Linked DNA regions of Homo sapiens: region 2 is linked to region 1. The links are chromatin loops, found by intact Hi-C in ENCODE. Cell type or tissue: IMR-90. All regions are shown on one strand. Each heading gives the region's core, and the rest is flanking DNA. Links, peaks and the distances in the headings are about the cores only.

Evidence for each region. Peaks named below come from ENCODE experiments on the same cell type or tissue, not always from the same donor. Only the 100,000 strongest peaks of a DNase experiment are listed, where the experiment ranks them.
Region 2: a loop joins it to region 1, with 10 times the contacts of the local background. A loop is called at or near these places in 7 of 110 quality-filtered maps.

What each region holds. Positions count from the first base shown.
Region 1 is chr7:74,632,635-74,638,005 of GRCh38, forward strand. No RefSeq gene overlaps it. Among named protein-coding and RNA genes, the nearest start is that of GTF2I, 22 kb to the right of the region's middle. In IMR-90, for the core only: no CTCF peak of the experiment used is centred there; a DNase peak (open chromatin) is centred at 3,177; H3K27ac peaks cover 716 bases.
Region 2 is chr7:74,683,986-74,689,356 of GRCh38, forward strand. GTF2I (general transcription factor IIi) reads left to right here. Exons shown (of 35, transcript NM_032999.4): 2 at 5,139-5,242. The coding sequence starts at 5,144. GTF2I-AS1 (GTF2I antisense RNA 1) reads right to left here. Exons shown (of 4, transcript NR_110044.1): 4 at 4,952-5,286. Among named protein-coding and RNA genes, the nearest start is that of GTF2I, 29 kb to the left of the region's middle. In IMR-90, for the core only: no CTCF peak of the experiment used is centred there; no DNase peak of the experiment used is centred there.

The DNA of each region.
Region 1 (5,371 bases), core at 255-5,254:
ATAAGTACGTAAACCACACACACACACACACACACACACTCATACATACACACATTCACACATGCATACACACATTCACACATATACACACACATTCACACATATACACACACGCTTCCTATAGAACTGAGCTCAGGACAAAATCCAACTGTGAGGGCCACTGAAGGCCTGTTTTGCAAAACGGCTGCTCCAGTTTTTTTTCATCTGGATGAGCAGAAGAGAAAGACATGCTTGTGGGCCAGGCGCAGTGGCTCACGCCTGTAATCCCAGCACTTTTGGGGGGGCCTAGGCAGGTAGATCACGAGGGCAGGAGTTTGAGACTAGCCTGATCAACATGGTGAAACACCATCTCTATTAAAAACACAAAAATTAGGCAGGCATAGTGGCGCGTGCCTGTAATCCCAGCTATTGAGGAGGCTGAGGCAGGAGAATCGCTTGAACCTGGGAGGCAGAGGTTGCAGTGGGCTGAGATTGTGCCACTGGAGTCTGGCCTGGGCAACAGAACGAGATTGCACCTCAAAAAAAATTTTTTTAAATACAACTAAAAAATACAAAAATTAGGCTGGGCGCGGTGGCTCACGCCTGTAATCCCAACACTTTGGGAGGCCGAGGCGGGTGGATCACCTGAGGTCAGGAGTTCAAGACCAGCCTGGCCAACATGGTGAAACTCCATCTCAACTAAAAATACAAAAAAATTAGCTGGGCGTGATGGTACGTGCCTATAATCCCAACTACTTGGGAGGCCGAGGCAGGAGAATTGCTTGAACCTGGGAGGCAGAGGTTGTAGTGAACCGAGATCACGCCACTGCACTCCAGCCTGGACAGCAGAGTGAGATGTGCTTGTGGCCACTGGGAAGGGTCAAAGTCTTTCAAGTTCAAGTAGGGACCTGCAGAGAGGTTTCTCACGGCACAGCATGGAGCTGAAACAGGTCGTGAAACCAGATCAGACCCAGGGCCGGGGTGTGCGAAGGAGGCCTTGGGGCTCAGAGCTCTCGCCTGAGAATTTCACACAAGACTCGTCCCATTCTGCAGGTCTGGATTTGAGGATTTGCTCCTGGGCTTCACTGGTTATCTGCACATCGGTGCCAACTGGCAAAGGTCAAGGTAGGCTGGATCCAGGCTGGAACCAGCAGGTGCCCTGAGGACTGCGACAGGAAGCCAATTAGGAACAACTTCTTATTGTCTCCTTGCTGAAAACCACAGAGTTCTTATCTTCTGAAAACTTTGCTCTGGGCTGGAAGGCGTGGCTGGTTGCCCTGCTGGTATCAGGGCCACAGTGGGAACCAGTACTGGCCATTGGACTAAGTGTCCTTTTTTTAATTAAAAAAAAAAAAGTTGGATTATTTTATATACAGTATTAGTCCCTCTCCTCTCTCCTGCTTAATTTGTATTTAATTTTCTCTTTTTTTTTTTTTTTGAGAAGGAGTCTCTCTCTGTCGCCCAGGCTGGAGTGCAGTGGCATGATCTCGGCTCACTGCAAGCTCCGCCTCCCGGGTTCACGCCATTCTCCTGCCTCAGCCTCCCAAGTAGCTGGGACTACAGGTGCCCGCCACCATGCCCGGCTAATTTTTTTATATTTTTTAGTAGAGACGGGGTTTCACCGTGTTAGCCAGGATGGTCTCGATCTCCCGACCTCATGATCTGCCCGCCTCGGCCTCCCAAAGTGCTGGGATTACAGACGTGAGCCACCACGCCCGGCCTATAAAAAGTTGTATTATTATATTTTTAAAATTTTTTATTTTATTTTAGTGTGTTTGGCAGAGTCACCCAGGCTGGAGTGCACTGGCACGATCTCAGCTCACTGCAGCCTCCATCTCCCAGGATCAAGCGATTCTCCTGCCTTAGCCTCCCGAGTAGCTGGGATTACAGGCACCCGCCACCACACCCAGCTAATTTTTGTATTTTTAGTAGAGATGGGGTTTCACCATGTTGGCCAGGCTGGTCGCAAACTCCTGACCTCAGGTGATCCACCCGCCTCGGCCTCCCAAAGTGCTGGGATTACAGGCATGAGCTACCATGCCCAGCCCTCCTGGCTAATTTTTATATCTTTAGTAGAGACAGGGTTTCACCATGTTGTCCAGGCTGGTCTTGAACTCCTGACTCTCAAATACAAAAAATTGGCTGGGCGCGGTGGCTCACACCTGTAATCCCAGCACTTCGGGAGGCCGAGGCGGGTAGATCATGAGGTCAGGAGATCGAGACCATCCTGGCTAACATGGTGAAACCCCGTCTCTACTAAAAATACAAAAAATTAGCCGGGTGTGGTGATGGGCACCTGTAGTCCCAGCTACTCGGGAGGCTGAGGCAGGAGAATGGCATGAACCTGGGAGGCGGAGCTTGCAGTGAGCCGAGATCGTGCCACTGCACTCCAGCCTGGGCAACAGAGTGAGACTCCATCTCAAAAAAAAAAAAAAAAATAGTCCCAGCTACTCAGTAGGCTGAGGTGGGAGGATCACTTGAGCTAGGGATGTCAGGGTTGCAGTGAGCTGACATCTTGCCACTACGCTCCAGCCTGGGCTGCAGAGCAATACCCTGTCTAAAAAAGAAAAAAAAGAAGAAAGTAAGCAGGCAAGCAGGTCAGTGATTGCCAGGGCCTGGGGTGGTGGGTGGTGAAGAAAATTAACTAATGAAGAGGGGCACAGGAAACTTTCTAGAGCAATGGAAGTGTTGCATATATTTTTTTTTGACGGAGTCTTGCTCTGTCGCCCAGGCTGGAGTGCAGTGTTGTGATCTCGGCTTACTGCGACCTCCACCTCCTGGGTTCAAGCCATTCTCCTGCCTCAGCCTCCGGAGTAGCTGGGATTTCAGGCACGGCATGCGCCAGCACGCCCGGCTAATTTTTGTATTTTTAGTAGAGACAGGGTTTCACCATGTTGGCCAGGCTGGGCTCAAACTCCTGACCTCAGATGATCTGCCTGCCTCGGCCTCCCAAAGTGCTGGGATTACAGGCATGAGCCACCGCACCCAGCCCTGTATCTTGATTATGGTGGGGGTGACACGGGTGAGTGAAAATATTTGCTAAGGCTCCTTTAAGTAAACACATAAAAACGAATGCATTTTATTCTGTGTAAATAAAATACTTGAATAAAGTTGTTAAAAAAAAAAAAAAGCAGCAGCAGCTTAGTCCAGCTTCCCTGAGTGGGTGGTGTAATTTCGCCTGGAAGCGGAGGCTGGAATGACAGGCATCTTGGCCAACGTGTTCAGCACAAACCAGTCAACTGGCACAGAGGGCCCATTGTGATCAGACCACAGACTCTTCAGACAGAGCTGCATCTTCCCCTGCGCCCCGGCCAGCGCTGGCTGTGTGCCATTCCCTCTGCACCCTGTGCACCTTGACACAGTAGATCTCTGCACAAGCCCTTCTCTTTGCCTCCTTACCCCCTACCCTCCACCTTCTTCACCAGGAAAGTTCTATGCATTGTTCAAATGCCCCCACTCCCCACCTCCTCTGGGCTCTTTTTTTTTTGAGACAGAATCTCACTCTGTAGCCCAGGCTGGAGTGCAGTGGCACAATCTCGGCTCACTGCAACCTCCGCCTCCCGGGTTCAAGTGATTCTCTTGCCTCAGCCTCCTGAGTAGCTGGGACTATAGGCATGTGCCAACACACCCGGCTAATTGTTGTAGTTTTAGTAGAGACGGGGTTTCACCATGTTGGCCAGGCTGGTCTCAAACTCCTGACGTCAAGGGATCCGCCTACCTTGGTCTCCCAAAGTGTTGGCATTACAGCGATGAGTCACCATGCCCGGCCTTTGGGATCTTATGACAGGTGCCCTAGTCAGACTATATTATGACCTGTTTACAACTCTGTCCCCCAACAAGTCTGTAAACTATTTCTTTTTCTTTTTTTTTTTGAGACAGAGTCTCACTCTGTCTCCGAGGCTGGAGTGCAGTGGCGTGATCTCGGCTCAGTGCAACCTCTGTCTCCCAGGTTCAAGCGATTCTCCTGTCTCAGCCTCCCAAGTAGCTGAGACTACAGGTGCCCACTACCACGCCCAGCTAATTTTTGTGTTTTTAGTAGAGACGTAGTTTCACCATGTTGGCCAGGCTGGTCTCAAACTCCTGATCTTAGGTGATCTGCCCACTTCAGCTTCTCAAAGTGCTGGTATTCCAGGCAGGAGCCACCATGCCCGGCCTCTGGGCTCTTATTACAGATGCCATAGTCAGATTGTATTATAACCTGTTCACAACGCTGTCCTCCCACAAGTCCGTAAACTTCTTGAGGTCACAGATGGTACCATTTTTATCTCTGCATCCCCAAAGCACCTAACACATTCCCTAAAACACAGCAATAAAACATTCCTTGCATCCTTGTCAAGCAATGGTGTCAGCCCTTTACACGCTTTGTTTATTTATTTATTTATTTATTTATTTATTGACGGAATTTATTTAGAGACAGCCTGTTGCCCAGGCTGGAGTGTGATGGTGTGATCATAGCTCACAGCAGCCTCGAGCTCCTGCACTCAAGCAATCCTCTCACTTCAGCCTCCTGAGTAGCTGGGGCCACGGGTGTGTGTCTCCAAACCCAGCTAACTTAAAAATTTATTTTTTGCAGACAGAGGGTCTCCCTATGTGGCCCAGGCTGATCTCAAACTCCTGGGCTCAAGCAGTCCTCCCACCTCAGCCTCCCAAAATGTGGGGATTACAGGCATGAGCTACCGGGACCAGCTAATTTTTAAAATTTTTCTTTTTCTTTTTTTTTTTGAGACGGAGTCTCGCTCTGTCGCCCAGGCTGGAGTGCAGTGGCGGGATCTCGGCTCACTGCAAGCTCCGCCTCCCGGGTTCACGCCATTCTCCTGCCTCAGCCTCCCAAGTAGCTGGGACTACAGGCGCCCGCCACTACACCTGGCTAATTTTTTGTATTTTTAGTAGAGACGGGGTTTCACCGTTTTTTAGCCGGGATGGTCTCAATCTCCTGACCTCGTGATCCGCCCGCCTCGGCCTCCCAAAGTGCTGAGATTACAGGCGTGAGCCACCGCGCCCGGCCAAATTTTTCTTTTTTGTAGAGATGGGGTCTCCCTATGTCGCCTGGGCTGGTGTCAAATTCCTGACCTCGAGTGATCCTCCTGCCTTGGCTTCCTAAAGGGCTGAGATTACAAGTGTGAGCCACTGTGCCTGGGCAACTCAAGTCCCCTTCACCTTCAGTCATTCAGTCAACAAACACCAAATACTTGCTCCACACTAGGCATGCCCCAGGCCAATGAATGAGGCTTGGTCCCCGCCCTTAGTGAGCTTATATAAGAGGAAGACTCACAAACAGTGGGCTTTTTGGATGGAAACATGAATGAATGAATGAATGAATGAGTGAATACAAGCTGCCTTTCCTCTCCACTGCTGTCTGGGTGATCACGCAGTATGTGCGGCAGGTGCCTAT
Region 2 (5,371 bases), core at 163-5,162, 51 kb after region 1:
GTTTTGATGTGTCATGACAGATAGGAGAGGTCATATCCTTGTGATTTGTGGTTCATTGCTGGTGACATCAGAAAGTAAAGTCAACCAGGAAAAGACTCCATGGGCCTGGCTCAGGTGGCTTCTGGAGCACCACCTCCATCAAGGAGCTTTTCCTGGGGTCCATGTGTAGTCCATGTTGCCTGCTCTCCCACCCAGGGTTGCTGTGCTTATTATACAAGATGGCCAATAAAGCATGACATATATTCAATAAATGTTCATTTCTTTTTCCAACCCTTCTTATTTTAAGTTGAGGGTATTCATAAAAGGGATTGAGCATTTCCATTTATGGACGAGGCAACTGAGTACAGCCCCCAGGGGCACGCAGCGAGATGGCTGTCTGCTGAACCCATACACCAGCTCTCTAGGCGTTTGGTCCTGTGGGGACCGGTGCATCAGATGCTTCCTAAGCTGGCGTCACCTGCCTGGCCCGATGCCTCCTCTGGTGTTCATTGTTTAATTAATGCCACCTCCTGATGGCAGTTTCTTTCTGGGAAGAGGAGAAAAGAGAGCCGTCCCCAAGTGAAGGGTGCAGGGAAGCCTCCACGAATAGTTTCAACTAAGGACTGTCCCAGGAAGGAAACTCTTGGGATGGGCAAAGAACAGCGAACTTCCGGTGTGACCCGGATGCACCCATTTCCAGAGAGCAGGAAGCACAGAGAAGGCCCGTGGGTCGCCCTTGGGGTGCTTTCCATCCTGCAGGGCTCGCTGCCTGCCCTGAAAGTTCTGATAAAGACATAGGACCTTCATCACCAGGGGCGCCCCGTGGGCTGTTGCTGTAGCGTCTGTCCCCCATTTCTTACACACATTGAGTGTGATTGTTACCAGTGGAGGGTGTCCAATGGAAGAAGCACCAAAAGCCGAGATTTATTGAAAGTGGAAGGTACAGTCCACAAAGAGGGGGCGGGCCGAGCCTGGGGGCTGAAGAGCCCCTTTACAGAATTTTCTGGGGTTTAACTACTTTCTGGGGTTTAACTTTCTGGGGTTTAATTTTCTAGAGGTTTCCCATTGGTTACCTGGTGTACATCCTTTGTAAATACAGTAGTGGCCTGCAAGCAGTCTGATTGGTTGTGAAAAGCAACCAATTAGAGGCTGACTTGAAGTTACAAAGGTTACACCCTATGCAAGCATCTGTGGAAAGCAACCAATCAGAGACTAAAGTGAAGTTACAAAGTTACACTTGTATGCAAATGACGACTTGCCCTGCCGGGCTCCAGTAATCCCAGTACTTTGGGAGGCCAAGATGGGTGGATTACTTGAGGTCACGAGTTCCAGACCAGCCTGACCAATATGGTGAAACCCCCTCTCTACTAAAAATACAAAAAATTAGCCAGGTGTGGTGGCAGTTACCTGTAATCTCAGCTACTCGGGAGGCTGAGGCAGGAGAATCGCTTGAACCCGGGAGGCAGAGGTTGCAGTGAGCTGAGATAGCGCCATTGCACTTCAGCCTGGGCAACAAAGCAAGACCCTGTCTCAAAACAAAAACAAAAGGCCGGGCGTGGTGGGAGGCCAAGGTAGGTGGATAACCTGAAGTCAGAAGTTCCAGACCAGCCTGGCCAACATGGCGAAACTCCATCTCTACTAAAAATACAAAAATTAGTTGGGCGTGGTGGCGGGCACCTGTAGTCCCAGGTACTCGCGAGGCTGAAGCAGGAGAATCGTTTGAACCCGGAAGGCCGAGGTTGCAGGGAACCCAGAACGTGCCACTGCACTCCAGCCTCGGCGATAGAGCTAGACTCCGTCTTAAAAAAAGAAAAAAAAAAGTCCGGGGGCGATGGCTCACGCCGGTAATCCGGCCGAGGCGGGCGGATCATGAGGTCAGGAGATCGATACCATCCTGGCTAACATGGTGAAAACCCGTCTCTACTAAAAAACACAAAAATTAGCTGCGCGTGGTGGCGGGCGCCTGTAGTCCCAGCTACTCTGGAGGCTGAGGTGGGAGAATGGCGTGAACCCGGGAGGCGGAGCTTGCAGTGAGCCGAGATCGTGCCACTGCACTAAAGAAAAAGGAAAGGAAAAAAGACTTGGTCGCAGTCAGTCTGGGATTCGTTGCAGGAAGCAACCAATCAGAGGCTGAAGTGAAGTTACAATGTTACACTCCTGTGCAAACGTCTGATTGGTTGCAGAAAGCAACCAATCAGAGATACTTTGAATTTTCCATCTGGGACACAGAAAAAGTGGGGGTGGTGGTTTGCAAACTGAGTAGCCTCCCATCCTTTTGTTACTTAGGTGTGAAAAGTTGGGGTTTTCCTTTTGATTTAGTTCTAGGAAGTCAGCATGAATTGGCCTTAGGTTCCCTGCCTCCAGACCCTATTCTCCGGCCTCATGATGACTTGATGGCAGATTTATGGCGATTAAAGATGAGAAAAAGTGGTAACAGCAGTAGGCAGAAAATTGCCCTAGTTTCATGTTCTGACTGTGATAGTGGCAATATGACCTTGACAAATCACTGCATTTGTAAAATGAGAACACATCTCTGTTTTCTTTCGCTGGGGAATTAAAGGAAAAGTGAGATTATGAAGAAATACTATGAATTTTCAGAAATAATGAAAGTGTACGCTAAGTGAATGTCTAATTATAGAAACATATATGCCTTTGTTGTCCATTTCGCCTAAGCCACATTTTAATGGAAATTTACTTAGACTTGGGGGAGAGGGAGAGGGAAAGAAAACCAGACAAATTCACTTAGTTTTATCCAAGAGAAAAAGAATGGGACCTAAGCTGTTAGGCCAAATAATTTCTATAATTTACCTATTCACTTGCTTGATACGGCCTTTACTTCCGTCTCTAGTCAGGGACCCTTGTGTTGGGAATCAGATTTGCTTCTGTTTGTTCAAATATATGGGGATAAGTGTTTTGTTTGTTTTGTTTTTGTTTTTTTTTTTTGAGATAGAGTCTTGCTTTGTTGTTTGGGTTGGAGTGCTGTGGCGTGATTTTGGCTCACTGCAACCTCCACCTACTGGATTCAATTGATTCTCGTGCCTCAGCCTCCTGAGTGACTGGAATTACAGATGGTACACCACCATGCCTGGCTAATTTTTGTATTTTTAGTAGAGACAGTGTTTCGCCACATTGCCCAGGATGGTCTCGAACTCCTGGCCTCATGAGAGTCACCTGCCACGGCCTCCCAAAGTGCTGGGATTACAGGTTTGAGCCACTGGGCCCAGCCAAGTGTCAATTATTTTTTATTATGGTTTGTATTTATTTATTTTATTTTTTTTGAGGCGGAGTCTCACTCTGTCGCCCAGGCTGGAGTGCAGCAGCGCAATCTTGGCTCACTGCAACCTCCGCCTCCTGGGCTCAAGCGATTCTCCTGCCTCAGCCTCCCAAGTAGCTGGGATTACAGGTGCGTGCCACCATGCCCGGCTATTTGGAATTTTTAATAGAGACAGGGTTTCACCATGTTGGCCATGCTGATCTCGAACTCCTGACCTCAAGAGATCCACCCGCCTCGGCCTTCCAAAGGGCTGGGATTACAGGCGTGAGCCACCACGCCCAGTGGATTATGGTTTTTATTATAAAGCGCAACTTCCTAAGTATGTATGCTTCGTTACTTGTTGATGGGTAATCTGGGCTAGCAGTTAATTCACATGGTAACAGATAAAGCTAGATCACAGTCTTTAATAATAGGGAAATAGAGCATCCTCTTTAATAATAGGGAAAAGATTTACTGACATTTTTAGGCATAACAGTTTTCTGCTGACAGCTCCTCAGCTGCTTGTCCACGTTCTCCAGAACCCTGGGGCTTTAGTTAAGGAATACTCGGGTGTTGTCAGTAAATTAATTTGTTTTTACAGTTACTATTCTTGTTTCCAGTGTTTAATTTTTAAATTTTTCAGTTATCTTTCCATATTAAGTTTATTTAATTATTCAATAGCTCCCTAAAAGTAGAATTAATTCAACTAAATTAAAAGGGACAATTTTTAATAGGCATCTAATTTGCATGCTATTTACAGAAAACCTTTTTAGTGTTTCAGTTTTAGAAATTTGCTTTAGATTTTGCCATCTTAGTATGTCTTTATATGGTGTATTGTTTTGGTTTTATTTTGGTAAAATATACATAATTTTTTTGTGTGTGTGACAGGCTCACTCTGTCACCAAGGCTCCAGTGAGGTGGCGTGATCTCGGCTCACTGCAACCTCCGTCTCCCAGGTTCAAGCGATTCCCCTGTCTCAGACTCTTGAGTAGCCGGGATTACAGGCGCCCACCACCCTGCCTGGCTCATTTTTGTATTTTTAGTAGAGGCAGAGTTTTGCCATGTTGGCCAGGCTAATCTCGAACTCCCGACCTCAGGTGATCCACCTGCCTCGGCCTCCCAAAGAGCTGGGATTAGAGACATGAGCCACCACGCCTGGCCAGTATGTTTTTATATGGTGTGTTGTTTTCATTTTATTTTGGTAAAATATACTTAACATAAAATTTACACTTCTAACCATTTTGTTTTGTTTTTTTGAGACGGAGTTTTGCTCTTGTCACCCAGACTGGAGTGCAGTGCTGCGATCTCCGCTCACTGCAGCCTCCGCCTCCTGGGTTCAAGCAATTCTCCTGCCTCAGCCTCCCAAAGTGCTGGGATGATAGGCATGAGCCATCGTGCCTGGCCAGAATATGCTGTATTATAAAGAATCTTACATGTTACTTGATGCCTGTGATCTATTTTCTTAGTAAGAAGAGAAACTTCTCTCCACTCAGCCTCAGTCCACTGTACCCACTCTTTTGTGTGTCAGGATGTTCAGGGGAGAAGAGGGCTTAGCATCTCTGTCCTGTGTTGAGTTGTGGTTGCCCGTCACTGGGCTGTAAAGTGCCTTGCCTCGTCTTGTTCTTACTTGGGAGAAATTTCACTGATTCTGGGTGCCACCTGGATTTATTTGGGGTGTGATATTGACCCAATTTTCTGGAAATAACAATATATAGAAAATTAGGGGATAGATTCTTTATCTTATGAGGGTTTGGGCAAGTCAAATACTTAGTTTCTGAGCCTTATTTTGTCTCTAGAGCAAGAAAACTGTAAATTAGGCAGCCGGTGAGGGGCCCTCACAGCTTTGGCTGTGGGTTCAGGACACCAGATTTCTACCACTCACTTTCTTCTTACTTCTCCTGCACAGGGATCATGGCCCAAGTTGCAATGTCCACCCTCCCCGTTGAAGATGAGGAGTCCTCGGAGAGCAGGATGGTGGTGACATTCCTCATGTCAGCTCTCGAGTCCATGGTGAGGCCTTCTGTTCCATCATTCCATAGTTGGGTAGGCCTGCACTGTAGATAAGGTTGATTTGTTTTTGTGGAAGATAGAATTTTATGGTTTTTAGTTTTAATGAGTACTTTTTCTTTACTTTTTTTT